Regions from separate parts of the Homo sapiens genome. Here regions 1 and 3 are each linked to region 2. A link is a contact called in ENCODE Hi-C or POLR2A ChIA-PET data. All regions are on one chromosome and are shown on one strand. The core of a region is the stretch at or near the end of the contact, and the rest is flanking DNA. Distances in the headings are between cores, read along the strand shown.

Region 1 (4,046 bases), core at 177-2,676, 590 kb after region 2:
GGAATTTGGGCTTTATCATGAGAAAGTGGGGAGTATTAACCCACAGAATAATGTGGTCAGAACACATTTTTAGGAAGATCATTTGGGAAGCCAGGGTCAGGGTTACCAGATGGATTTGTTGTAGTAGGACCAGTCAAGGGTTCCCTCCAAAGCAACGTAGTATCTCTGAAACCCTGAAAGTGTGAGGTTAAACCCTGCCCTGATCAAAATGTTCACAAAACAGCCACTAGTTGGCAGGAATGTGCCAATGAATGGATGAGCCAGACTCCCAACTAGCAGCTTCTGTTCTCTCACTCCTTGAGCTGTGGTGGGGTGTGATCACCTAGTGGATAACAGGAGTAGGTGGGAGGGCAGTCTCTTCGGAGGAAACTTCAGAGGCCCAGAGGAGAAGGAGAACGTGATCAGAGAACAGAGTGGATGGATGGCTGGAGGATAGGGTTGGGGTTGAGTGGGGGCAGTGGTGAGGTCGAGAGCTTGATCATGAATGACTTGAATTTTCAGGTTAAGAAACACAGACATTATCCTGAGAGAAATGAGGAACCCAGGAAGGTTTTTAAGTAGGAGAGAGACATAACTAGATTTGAATTTTAGGAAGATCATCGATTGCAGTGTGGAGAATGAGGAGGAAGCAGGAAGCACAGAGATCAGTGAGAAGGCAGTTGCAGTGATCCTGGGAGAGGTGATGAGTGGCCAGCAGTAGGCCCAGCAATTGCAATGGACAGACGGACCAGAACTGTAGGAGACTTATGAAATAAAAATCACAGAATGAAAAAGGGGTCATTAAAAATGTAGTTGACAGAAAAGAATGATATCCTTTCCCTATTATTAAATACATCCTGAATTGTCAGATCGTCTACCTAAAATTGCACTGTAAGAATTCAGATTTCAGAACTTCTTGGCTTCTAAATTCTACTTCATTCATTCAATAATCCTGACCAGAGTCTGTGGTGGGAAGTGGGGACCAAGGAATGGCTCAGTCCTGTTCCTGCGGCAGCTGCCCTACCCCCCCAACCCCCGCCCTCGTCCCCGCCCCCGCCCCCAATGTGGTGGAAAGACACTCAATTCCGGTACAGCGTGGAGAGCGCTTTGATGGAGGAAATACAAGCCGATGTAGTGTTCCCGGGAAAACCTGATCCAGAAGGCTTCCAGGGAGAGGAGATTTTGCGCCTAAGATTTCAAATGAAAGATCTCATAACACTGTCAGTGAAACAACTAAGCACTGCTGGGAAAAGATGGTGGCCTGGAGAACAGTCCCGTTATCTATTTACCCCTTTTCGTCAGAAACCGTAGACGTCACCTTACGCGGGATAGGAACCCGGGTGAGCTACGTCCCCAGGGATGCCCAGCGATACACAAGTCACCGTCACCCCCTCCAGAGTAAACCGCATCGCCTGGCAAGCAGGCGCCCAGGTCGTCCCCAAGGGCCAGCGCCTGGAACCGCCAGGGTGTGATTGGTGGAGTCTTGGAGCCCGCCCCTCGTCGGGCCCAACAATGCGCCTCTGATTGGTGGAGAAACCACCTGGCCCCGCCCATCCCCAATCGTGTCCGTGCGCCGCCGGTGGCCCGGCTTAGGGGACCGCTGTGAGGTCTGGAGAGGATGCGCCATCGACCCCGGCAGTAGGCGGCCGAACCTTGGCCCCAAATCTTCTACCCCGGGGTGGATTGCGGCCCCTAGAGGAAAGGCGTCAGGGGACCGACCGGCAGCTGTGCCGTCGCGGCACTCTGGACCACGCTGAGGGCGGGCCGGCTTCCCTGCGCCTGCGCTGACATTTTGCAGTTTGGGAAATGGCGGTGCTCGGGGACGTCGATACTGACCCAGGGCGGGAGGCAGCTGCGAGTGGATTGTCGGGCCTTTTCAGACCGGGGTCTGAACCTCTGGGCCGGGGCGGGGCTCGGGTGCTGCCTGGCTCTGCCAACGTTCTGGGCCCTCGAGTGTGAATGAGCTCCGCCCGCCATCCGCCTTGTAGTCCTCGCGTCCGGCCACCGGCGCGGGGCTCCCACCCATCCCCACCCCACCCCACCCCACCCCACCCCGTCTGTTTCCTTTCTGGTCCAGTGGGGACAGCCCTGAGTGAGCAGCGTCGTAGGAGTAAGATACCTGGGCCCCCGGCCTCTCCTTCTTGCCCTGCCCCCGCACCCCCTCCCGCACGGGGACCCGGATAACTCCTTTCAACAGAAGTCTTTTGGGAGCACACGATAAGGCTTCCTTTCATCTGGCCTCAGCCCTTCACCAGTTAACCGCCCTGTCCCCAGGCTCAGGCAGGGCATATTCTTCGCAACCTGCTCTTCTTTGTTGAGATGCAGATGGATGTCCTCATAGATTCTTTATACCTAATGGTAATACATATAGGTATTTCCATTTGCTAAGTACCAGTTTTCCTTTCTCACACCCTTCTTACAACCCCTCTTCATGTCAGGGAGAAAAAAGCCTGCCTGTAGTTACAAAAGCAAACTTCTCCCAGATTTTGTCAGCTGAGCCTCTAGAGACAAATATCTTTGGTGTTTTATTTCCTCCAGTATTTTCTGAGTGCCTGCTGTGCATCAAGCACTGTACTGAATAGTGCTGAGGACCCACAGGAACCAAATCGGCATCTTCTCATGAAATTCAGACTAGTGGCAGAAAACTGGACTTGTGATGAAGGAGCAGATGAAGTGCTCTGGAAATTCAGGGGTGAAGGAGGAGGATGAGCTGTCTTTAGAGATGAAGCAGTAGTATACAGAGGAACCAGAGGGGGCAATTCCAAATGAAATGAACACAGGGCAGCTTGACAGCTCATTGGGCCCATACAAAGAACGTGGTTCATTTTGTGTGTGTGGGGAGGGGTGCAGGAGGTGGGTGGAGTTAATGGAGTAGTGGTTGTATGGTACCATTGTTAAAAGCAGGTGTTTTAGCTTATTCACTGTGCGACTTCAGGCACATAACCTCTTTGAGCCTGTCCAATAAAGGTACAGTATTTACTTCACATTCAAAATAATGCATTTCAAGCCTGAGCATCACGGCTGGCACAAAACTAGTGTTTTTTTGAACACCAACTATCAAATATGTGATAGAAATGCCTTGAATGTCAAGATAAAGAATGTATATATTCTCTGGGTAACAGGGATCAAACAGATTTTTGAGCAAGAGGACACTGATGAGAGGTACGTGTAAGGGACTGGATCCTGAGTCGAAGTCTAAGCCGTTGCAGTGGTTGCAACCCCACTTACTTCTGTCTCACTCCCATCCAAACCTCCTACCCTCAATCCACAAGCATTTCAAAACCATGTTTCTAAAAACCAGCCATTTATATCTGTTTAGGTAAGTAACAGGAGTGAGGTGGTGTATTTACAAGTTGGCTTGTCCAGATATACTATAACTTAGTGTCTGTATTTAATATTGACAACCAAAAATATATATAAATATCTTGCATCTATACACAACAGGGCAGGAGTCTCCATGTCTTCTTGAGCAGTGAGTTTGCAGGCTCCCACAGGCCCTCTTCTCATGGTAATAGTGTGGCCCTCAGTGCAAAGGAGACTAGAACCCGGCAGCCCAGACTGGCCCTTCCCCTCTCCTCCCTGCACTCCAGTGCTCCCAACTGGTCTCAGGTAAAGAAAGATTAATTTGAGTGGTTGGGTAGGAAGAGATGGGAAGGGGCAAATCCTAATGGAGCCTGACCCCTAGAGTGGGGAGATCCAGGCCAGCAGAACGGGTGGCCATAGCCACCTCCTGGGATAGAAGCTTTGTAGTTCATAGTTCGATTAGTGTGTCCTTAGGACATAGGTCCAGCCCTACAGATTAGCTGGGTGAAGAAGGCAAGTGTCTCGACAGGGCTTAGTCTCCACCCTCAGGCATGGAACCATTCAGGGTGAAGCCTGGGATGTGGGCACAGGAGACTCAGGCTGATATAAAAATAACAAAATCAGTAATAAAAAAATTATAAAACCTGTTGCTTGTCTGAATAGATTTGAGCAACAGTCTTGCTTTTGTTAAAATCCTGGAGCCGTTAAGTCCTGAATATTCTTCTGGACATCATTGCTGGCTGGAGAAAGGAGCCCCAGGCCCG
Region 2 (3,606 bases), core at 349-2,848:
TTCTCTCACTGTTATTGCGGGAACAATCTGTGGTCTCAAAACAGCAAAACAGAAGATGGAAACCCTAATCTGGAAGAGACATTAAGAAAAAAACTACTCAAACCATGTTTCAAACCAGTTTCAAAAAAAGAGTGTGCAATGGGTACTCAACAGAGTAAGAGGAAAAGTGAAGTAAAAGAGCTTCTACAAAATAAGTGACTAGGTGAAACTAGTGCTGCCTTGTGAGAAAAAGAGCTATGCATATAACGCTCCTATGACATCACGCTTTTTCACTGGGAAACAAAATAGAAGGAAGAAAACACACACAAATAAATCTCAGAAAAAGACCAAAAAGGTGCCCACCAATCTCTAACTCCTTCAGGAATTAGAGTGAATGGCTCTAACTCATTCAGGAATCCAACCAGGGACAACACAGACGTGGAATGCACCAACACGGAATAGTAAAACCTTTGCTAACCAGACACACAAAAAGTAAAACAGAGAAATGAAAACTATACACCTGAATGCATCGGTAGCAAGCGCTTATTCTCTATAATTAAGCAACAGAGAAAAGAATAAGAGCAGCTAATGGAAGAGGAAAAAAGATGTTAATGAAACTAAGCCCTGTTATGTCCCCTACTGGCCTCAATTTCAGAGTACAACTCTCGATTCTTCATCTAACCAACAGCCGGCCTCGGCAAAGCAAACTGACCCTAACACCTTCCACGCCACCCGGAGGAAATCACAGAGGAAAAACCATCCCGTTAACCTCCCTCCTCACCAGCTGCAAAAATGGAGCTGGGAGGGGGGGCGGGAGACACTCTACCACGTGGGCAGGATGCAACACACACAGGACAGCAACACGTCCGCATGGAACGGCTGCCTTTGCCCTAATCCCAGCAAAGGACACAGACACAGGATGGGCGGGAACGCAAGCACCCTCGCATGGGCCTCCTCTCCCCAAAGGGCCACTCCAAGGCGTGAGGTACAGCCCGCCCTGCCGGCAGAAAAGCGCCCCCAAGCTTAAAGGGAAGAAGCCGCAGAGTGCCGGGGTCGGGGGCTAGCCCAGGCCAAGGGACAGGTCATGGAGGGAAGGAGACGGTCGCTGCCCTCGGACTAGGCGCCCCCGGGATCCACGTCTGGTTCCCCGGTGCCCCGCCTGGGGGAGGGGCGGGAGACGCGAAGCCGCTGCTTCCCAGCTGAGGGGCAGCAGCAGCTGAGAAGCGCCGCGGGGGAGGGAAGGACCCAGCCCTCGGCGTCCGCCAGGCCCCAGCCGGGGCCCAGGCCCCCTGCCCCACCCGCCGCCCACCCCGCAACGCGGCTGCGGCTGGAAGAGAGAGGGCGTCTCGCGGAGGACAGCCCCTGCCTCCGTCCCGGGAGATGCCACAGCCCCGCCTCCTCGCCCGCCGCCCAGGCCCGGCCGCCCTGGCGGGGGGCACTTACCTCAGGCTGCGCAGGCCGGGACGGCCCGGCCGAGCCCCCGGCCGCTCCGTGCGTCTCCGCCCCCCCGGGAAAGGTCCCAACGGTGCCTACTGCGAGCGGTCGAGGCCCCGAGCAGCCCCGAGAGCGGCGGCGGCAGCAAGAGCAGCCAACATCCGGGGCCGCGCACCCGGAACTACTTCCCGACCCGCATCCCCCGCCCGCCCTCGCCGCCACCGCCTCCTGCGGCGTCGCTGCGCCGCCGGCCCGGCGTCAGCGGCGTCAAGTCCCTGCGCGGTCACGGTCGCTTCGACGCACGCAGGATCCCTCCGCTGGGACAAGTAGTGCCCTGAGACTCCCGAGGCTCTGCATCGGCGCAGCCGGTGTCATCTAGCGGCCGGCAGTTCCGAGCGACTTGGGGTCCTTGTGCCTCGGAGTGGCGTCTGGGAGCAAAGGCGGCGGAGGCAACCCCGCAGTTGAGGACAGTAGGGATCGGTGGCTTTGGACCCTGCCCACGGATACCTGGGGCCCCATGCCCCGAAGGAATGGTGCCTTCTGCCCTCCCCCGCCCCCCAACATCCGCCACCTCACCGAAGCGCCCGGCACCTTAGCCTCCTCTCCAGGAAAGCGGACGCCTTTTCCGACCTGGCACACCGCGGATTCCGGGACCCCCAACAAAGGCGCCTTGGACCTTCAGGACACCCCTCTTTTCAGAACTTCATGAGTCCCAGGTGCTAGACTCATGTCTGCGGAGGCCTTTCCCGTGCCTGGTCTTTCTTTCTTTCTTAAAGGAGTTGGACCTCTAAAGGCCCTTCTAATTCTCAAGGTAGCTACCCAGGTTATGGTACTACTATCAGTAGGTGGAGCGTTTAGAAGGGTAGTTTGGTCGACGAGTGAACTTTGGAATTTACTTCTACGTCAGTCTTCACTGATTCTTTCTCTAAACTATTAGCACTGATAATCTGCCCTATAATTTCACACTTAATTACATTCCAGTGTAGTATTTGCTGTTGCTTCATTCGCGTTAGTCACATATTCCCCTGCAGCGCCAAACACGCTTTTGAACTCACAATGGGTGGCTCAATATTTGGAGACTTAGATATTTGTTAGATGAATACTAGGCTGATTGGATGAGAGGAAAAGGAGAGGCATGAGTGAATTGGCCCTGGGTACTTTTTTGACATAGTCTCAAAGGGTTCAGATAAAGACCTCCAGCAGATCTGAGCACACAATTCCTTCAGTAAACATTGAACACCTGCCGTTTGGTCAAGCATTTCTAGGCACTGGAGATTCAAAGTATTCACATATTCCTTTTCTTTATAAGACTAGCAAGATTCTGAAGATTCATGTACTCATTCACTCAACAAATATTTGCCAATCACTACTAAGGTTGCCAGACACTATTTTAGTGCTTGGGATGTATCAGTAAACAGAAGAGAGAGAGAAAACAAATACCCTTCCCTGTTGGAGCTTTCATTCTAATATAAGGAGAAAGATGATAAATGTAAGAGAATTATGTAATATGTTAGAAGGCATATGGGGAAAAAAAAATACACCAGGGTAAGGGGTATGAGGAAAACTGGAGGAAGGGGGTTTGCAATTTTTTTTTAAGAGGGAATCCTGCTCTCCCGCCCAGGCTGGAGTGCAGTGGCGCGATCTCAGCTCACTGCAACTCCCGGGTTCAAGTGATTCTCCTGCCTCAGCCTCCTAAGTAGCTGGGATTACAGGCGCGCGCTACCACACCCGGCTAATTTTTGTATTTTTAGTAGAGATGGGGTTTCACCATGTTGGCCAGGCTGGTCTCAAACTCCCGAACTCAAAAGTGATCCGCGCTCTTCGGCCTCCCAAAGTGCTGGCATTACAGGCCTGAGCCACCGCGCCTGGCCTGCAATTTTAAATAGAGCCGTCAGCATGGGCCTCATTTATAAAATGACTTTAAATCGGAGACCTGAAAGAGCTGAGGGAGTCAGCCATGCAGTTGTCTGGGGAAGAGTGTCCCAGGCAGAAGGAACAGCTAGCTGGTGGAAAGGCCTGGAGACAAAAGCCTCGGGAAGTGTTAAAAATAATGAGAAGGCCAGGACGGTTGGAGCCGTGAGCAAATGGGAGCCTAATGAGGAGATAAGATCAGAGAGAGGGGTCTCAAGTAGGGAGCTGTAGGAATCTTGGCTGAAACAGAACCACTGCTGGGCTTTGAACAGAGGAGTGATA
Region 3 (3,893 bases), core at 1,385-3,884, 670 kb before region 2:
GTGTGCGAATGAGTGAACAGGATGGCATGTGTGAGTGAGTTGGAGTGGGCTGTGGGTGTGTGCACGTGTAGGAACAAACTTGTGTGTACAAGTGGGTGTTTGAGTGTGTAAGAGTGCACACACGTGTGTATGTGTGCATGTGTGAGAGATGACTGTGGTACCATTACCAAGCTCTTCACCACAGGCTCCACATGTGGTTGAACTTTACATGCTAAAGTCTTCAAAATGAAAGGCACAGAGTTGGTAACTGGTCATCACTTAATTCATTCAACAATAAATCATTTGACTCTTTATGTTTTTTAAACACATTCTGCAAAGTGTCCATACAAAGCAGCAAGACTGGTTCTAGAGGAAAATTCTCAACTTCTGGATGTCATTCAGTGAGGTGAGAGCACTGGATGGGGAGTCATGTTGCGGTCCGTGCTTTACCACTAACTACTGGGTGATCTTGGGCCACTGTTTAGCTGTGTGACCTCAGATGAGCCTCTTAACTGTTCTGGGCTTCTGCTTACTCTCCATTAAAACAGACCAATTAGAATTTAGCTCTCAAAGTTTGGTTGCAACTGTACAACACTACATCATCTCTATGGGTAGCCCCTGAAGCACTGTTTCCTTGGAGAGCAAGCCTACTAACTTGAAAAGGGCCCGCAACTAGAAAAAAAATGCTGGGTTGGACAAAGTTAAAGAGTCTTTTATTGCAGGACTTCTCAGAGCCTTTCATTTGCCAGTATGGATTGTAATTGGCCAAAAGGGTAATAGAGAGCTTGCACAATTTGCCATTCTTACTCTAACAGGGAAACCTTTACTGGTGGAACAGCTTTCAGAACTAACAATCCACTGAACACACTGGGAAAATCTGCTACTAGGCACACAGGACACTTATTAATGACCCCTTTTTTGCAGATGATGGAACAGAAAGGGTGTTCTAAGTCACAGAGCAGAGCCATGACAACTACCAGCCCAGAAATCATCCAAACCACAGTTACTGGCACGTGCACAAGGCTTTACATCTACAAAACATTTTTTACTTACGTGATCTCAATCTTTCTTAAAAACATACCTCTGGGGACACTCATTCCATTTTTGATAAAACATAGCCTGAAAGAGACGAACGAGTCTGCCCAGAGTCACTAAGGGATAGACCCATAATTTGGCTCTATCAGTTTCCCCTATGTCCTTGATGAAACATCAATCAATACATTATATTTTTATAGATAAACAACTGTGGCCACTATGCAGAGATCCCTGCAAGATGCCAAGGCTGATGCTATCTGCACCTGTTTTGCAGCCACCACCACTTCTGTCTGAAGCCCAAGCACCCTGCTCTGATTAAGGGGGGTTGGGGAGGGTGCTCTCAGAAATGCCCCTGGAGTAGAAGCCGCTCTGGAAACATCCAGGCTGTGAAGTGGGAGTAGATCTCTCCCAGTCGCCACACCCTCCTGACCATGCCAGGTACAACCCGCTAGGATGTACCCCCAGTGCCAGCTGTCATTATGCCGGGAGGAGGGGCTCCTCGGAGGATCCAGAGCAATGCTAGTTTAACTCACTCCCAATGAGCCCCGAGGAGCCCCAGGCTGGTGGGCTCTGACAGACTGAAACTGCATGGCCTTGGGGGAAGCTAGGGCTGCCAAACCCATTCAGCAGCTCCCGCCGGGTGTGCCGTGTCCCACGGTATGCGTGGGTGCGAGGGGTGAGCGCCGCGCCGGGGTGAGAGTCTGCGCTGGACACAGGAGGCTGTGCACGCCAACGGCCGTGCCAGGCGCGAGTGTGCCAGAGAAGTGTGTGAACGCGGGAACGCTTGTGTCGCCCTAGGGTGGTGACAGAAGTAGTGTCTGGAAAACGCTGGCTGAGAGCGCGTGCATCAGGCCACCGCAGGCTGCGAAGAAGCCGGGGCCCCTCACTCCAAGGGTCCCGGGAGTTGGCACCGACGCACTACTGCAAGCGCGCCCGCGCCCAGCCCTCTCCCACCGACGCGGCTCCCTCCGGTCCCTCTGCCGCCCGCTCGGCGGTGCCCGGTCCCTGGGCTGCCAGGCCGCGGCGGGGGCGCGGCGCGCGGGGCGCTCGTTGCTTACCTGCGGGCGGCCGAGGCTCCGCTGCTCTGGGCTGGGCTGCGCCGCGCTGGACTGGGCTGCGCTGGGCTGCGCGCCCGGCCTCCGCGCGGCTCGGCAGCGCCCGCGCGCTCGGCTCCGCCCGGCTCGGCTCCGCCCGGCGGTGCCCCAGGCGCTCGCTGGCGGCCCACGCGGCGCGGGGTGGGCGCGGGGCGGGCTGGCGGGCGGGCGCCGGCGGCGGGCGCGGCTCCGGGCCGCCCCGCGGCCGCTTGGAAGCTCCTTATTTGGGCAGTGATGTCAGGGGAAGTCGCAGGGGCCGGACCACCCACTTCTTTCCATTCACTCCCCAGAGTTTCCTGTCGCCGAGCACGGGGACCCCGCCGCCGGCCCGGGGCGCCTCTCCCGTCCGCTCGGCCTCACTGCTGGCCACCCCGGGATGCCTTCGCGGCCGGGGTCGCAGATGGGCCCGGGCGCGGCTGGCGGCTGCCAGGGGAGGGTCTCCTCGCCCGGGGAATCCCTGGCTGCCGGCGGCCGCGGGGAGGGTCTGCGCGCCGGCCTCCTCGGTGACAGGCCGTGTCACTCCGGGCGCCGCCCCTCCCTCCGCGCCCGCCCCGGCTCCGGCGCTGTCTTTTCCTCCTGGGCCCTCTAGGGAGGGCAGACAGGGAAGCCCCTGTCGCCGCCGCCGGGGCCCTGCCACTCTGCGCCACGCCTTGGTCGCACCCGGGCCCAGCGGGAGTCCATCGCCGTCCCCAAAGTGTGCGCTCCCCGCCTTCCCCCTGGGTGCCAGCCGGGCTCCGGGAAGCCCGCGCCTCCCCAGGCGGGAATCCGCTTTAATGAGCTCTGGGCGGGGCGGGCCTGCCAGGGCCTCCCTGGGCTCAGGCCTGGGGTGGGGGCGGGGGACACCCCGGGGCTTCCCAATGGCTTGACTTTACCAGAAGCTGCTGGATCTCGGGATTTGGGCCTGAGTCACTCTGGTCCTTGCTCTGGCCAGGATCAAGCACACTTGAGCCAGTTCCCAGCCAGGCCTCCACAGGTCTGCGGGAAGGCCAGGACCCTGAGATCTCTCTCCGTGATCTGTTATTTCACTGATGCCCACCAGAGGTTATTTGGCAGAGGTCAACCCTCTGCCACAGTGGAACCAGGGCTGGCCCTGGGTTTGGCTGACTCCAGGAACAGCCTCAGGAGGAGACAATGGAGCTGGGGGTCGGGGGTGTAGAGTGGGGTTAAGCCAGGACTAGAGTGAGGTAAGTTAAGTGCCTAGGATGCAGAATTTAACCAAGCACTCCCTTTCAGGGTCATGAAAGTTTGAGGCCCCACAGGGGAACTAAGCACTATGCTGACCCAAGTTTCCAGGGGGATCCTTGGAGGCTCCAGGTTTCCTCTGGCTCCAAAGTCATGCCCTCAACTTCTCTAGGCCCAAAGGGCGGATTAGTGACCTTGGGCATTTGTGTGCCTTTATACAACAGCCTCTGATAGAGCTGCCACCCTTCCTCCAAAGCCAGATCAGAGCAAATAGACTCCTCCCAGACCCCCAGCTTTAATGGAGGGAACCCCCACCTTCTAAGAGGCACTACATTCCTAGGGGCAGAGAGGAGGAAGCTATGGCTCCAGGGCTTGCAGAGAGTCAAGGCAGGTGTGATTGCAGCTGGACATGGGTCTGCACACTCACGTACACGATTGCAAACCCACTGACCAGCTGCCAAGCTGCCCAGCTGTTCTGTGGATCACCACCACCCCAGTCTCTCTCAACTTCCATCAGCTCCCAGGGCCCAATCCCAGCTCTAATTGGGTCATCCTCCTTCTGACAAAGCCCCAAAGGGAAGGACCACACTTCCTGATCTGGCA

The links. Hi-C counts contacts between places; a loop is a spot of excess contacts on that map. ChIA-PET counts read pairs that join two places held with the same protein, here RNA polymerase II (POLR2A). Pooled maps may share reads with other maps.
Region 1: a map of CD8-positive, alpha-beta T cell shows a loop between it and region 2 (9-fold over the local background). The contact joins the enhancer-like site here to the promoter of FOXJ3 in region 2. A Hi-C loop is called at or near these places in 4 of 168 maps with a recorded cell type or tissue (CD4-positive, alpha-beta T cell, CD8-positive, alpha-beta T cell and ascending aorta) and 12 of 50 pooled maps. POLR2A ChIA-PET finds 5 or more read pairs at or near these places in 1 of 52 experiments (PC-9).
Region 3: a map of ascending aorta shows a loop between it and region 2 (2.7-fold over the local background). The contact joins the enhancer-like site here to the promoter of FOXJ3 in region 2. A Hi-C loop is called at or near these places in 1 of 168 maps with a recorded cell type or tissue (ascending aorta) and 8 of 50 pooled maps. POLR2A ChIA-PET finds 5 or more read pairs at or near these places in 1 of 52 experiments (MCF 10A).

The regions. Positions count from the first base shown.
Region 1 is chr1:42,922,890-42,926,935 of GRCh38, forward strand. SLC2A1 (solute carrier family 2 member 1) reads right to left here. Exons shown (of 10, transcript NM_006516.4): 10 at 2,464-4,046. Among named protein-coding and RNA genes, the nearest start is that of SLC2A1, 34 kb to the right of the region's middle. RefSeq lists enhancers at 378-497, 1,154-1,283, 1,704-1,793. Within about 2 kb of position 1,427, at least 39 of the 41 ENCODE cell types and tissues checked have a DNase peak (open chromatin) inside an H3K27ac peak, as active enhancers do; they include CD4-positive, alpha-beta T cell, CD8-positive, alpha-beta T cell, PC-9 and 1 more, where a contact is called at or near this core.
Region 2 is chr1:42,333,637-42,337,242 of GRCh38, forward strand. It overlaps FOXJ3 (forkhead box J3), which reads right to left and starts at 1,599. Exons shown (of 13, transcript NM_014947.5): 1 at 1,423-1,599. RefSeq lists an enhancer at 574-1,531 and a silencer at 1,116-1,635.
Region 3 is chr1:41,660,062-41,663,954 of GRCh38, forward strand. The region is part of intron 2 of HIVEP3 (HIVEP zinc finger 3); the gene reads right to left. Among named protein-coding and RNA genes, the nearest start is that of EDN2, 180 kb to the left of the region's middle. RefSeq lists a silencer at 2,042-2,921. Within about 2 kb of position 2,635, at least 31 of the 41 ENCODE cell types and tissues checked have a DNase peak (open chromatin) inside an H3K27ac peak, as active enhancers do; they include ascending aorta, where a contact is called at or near this core.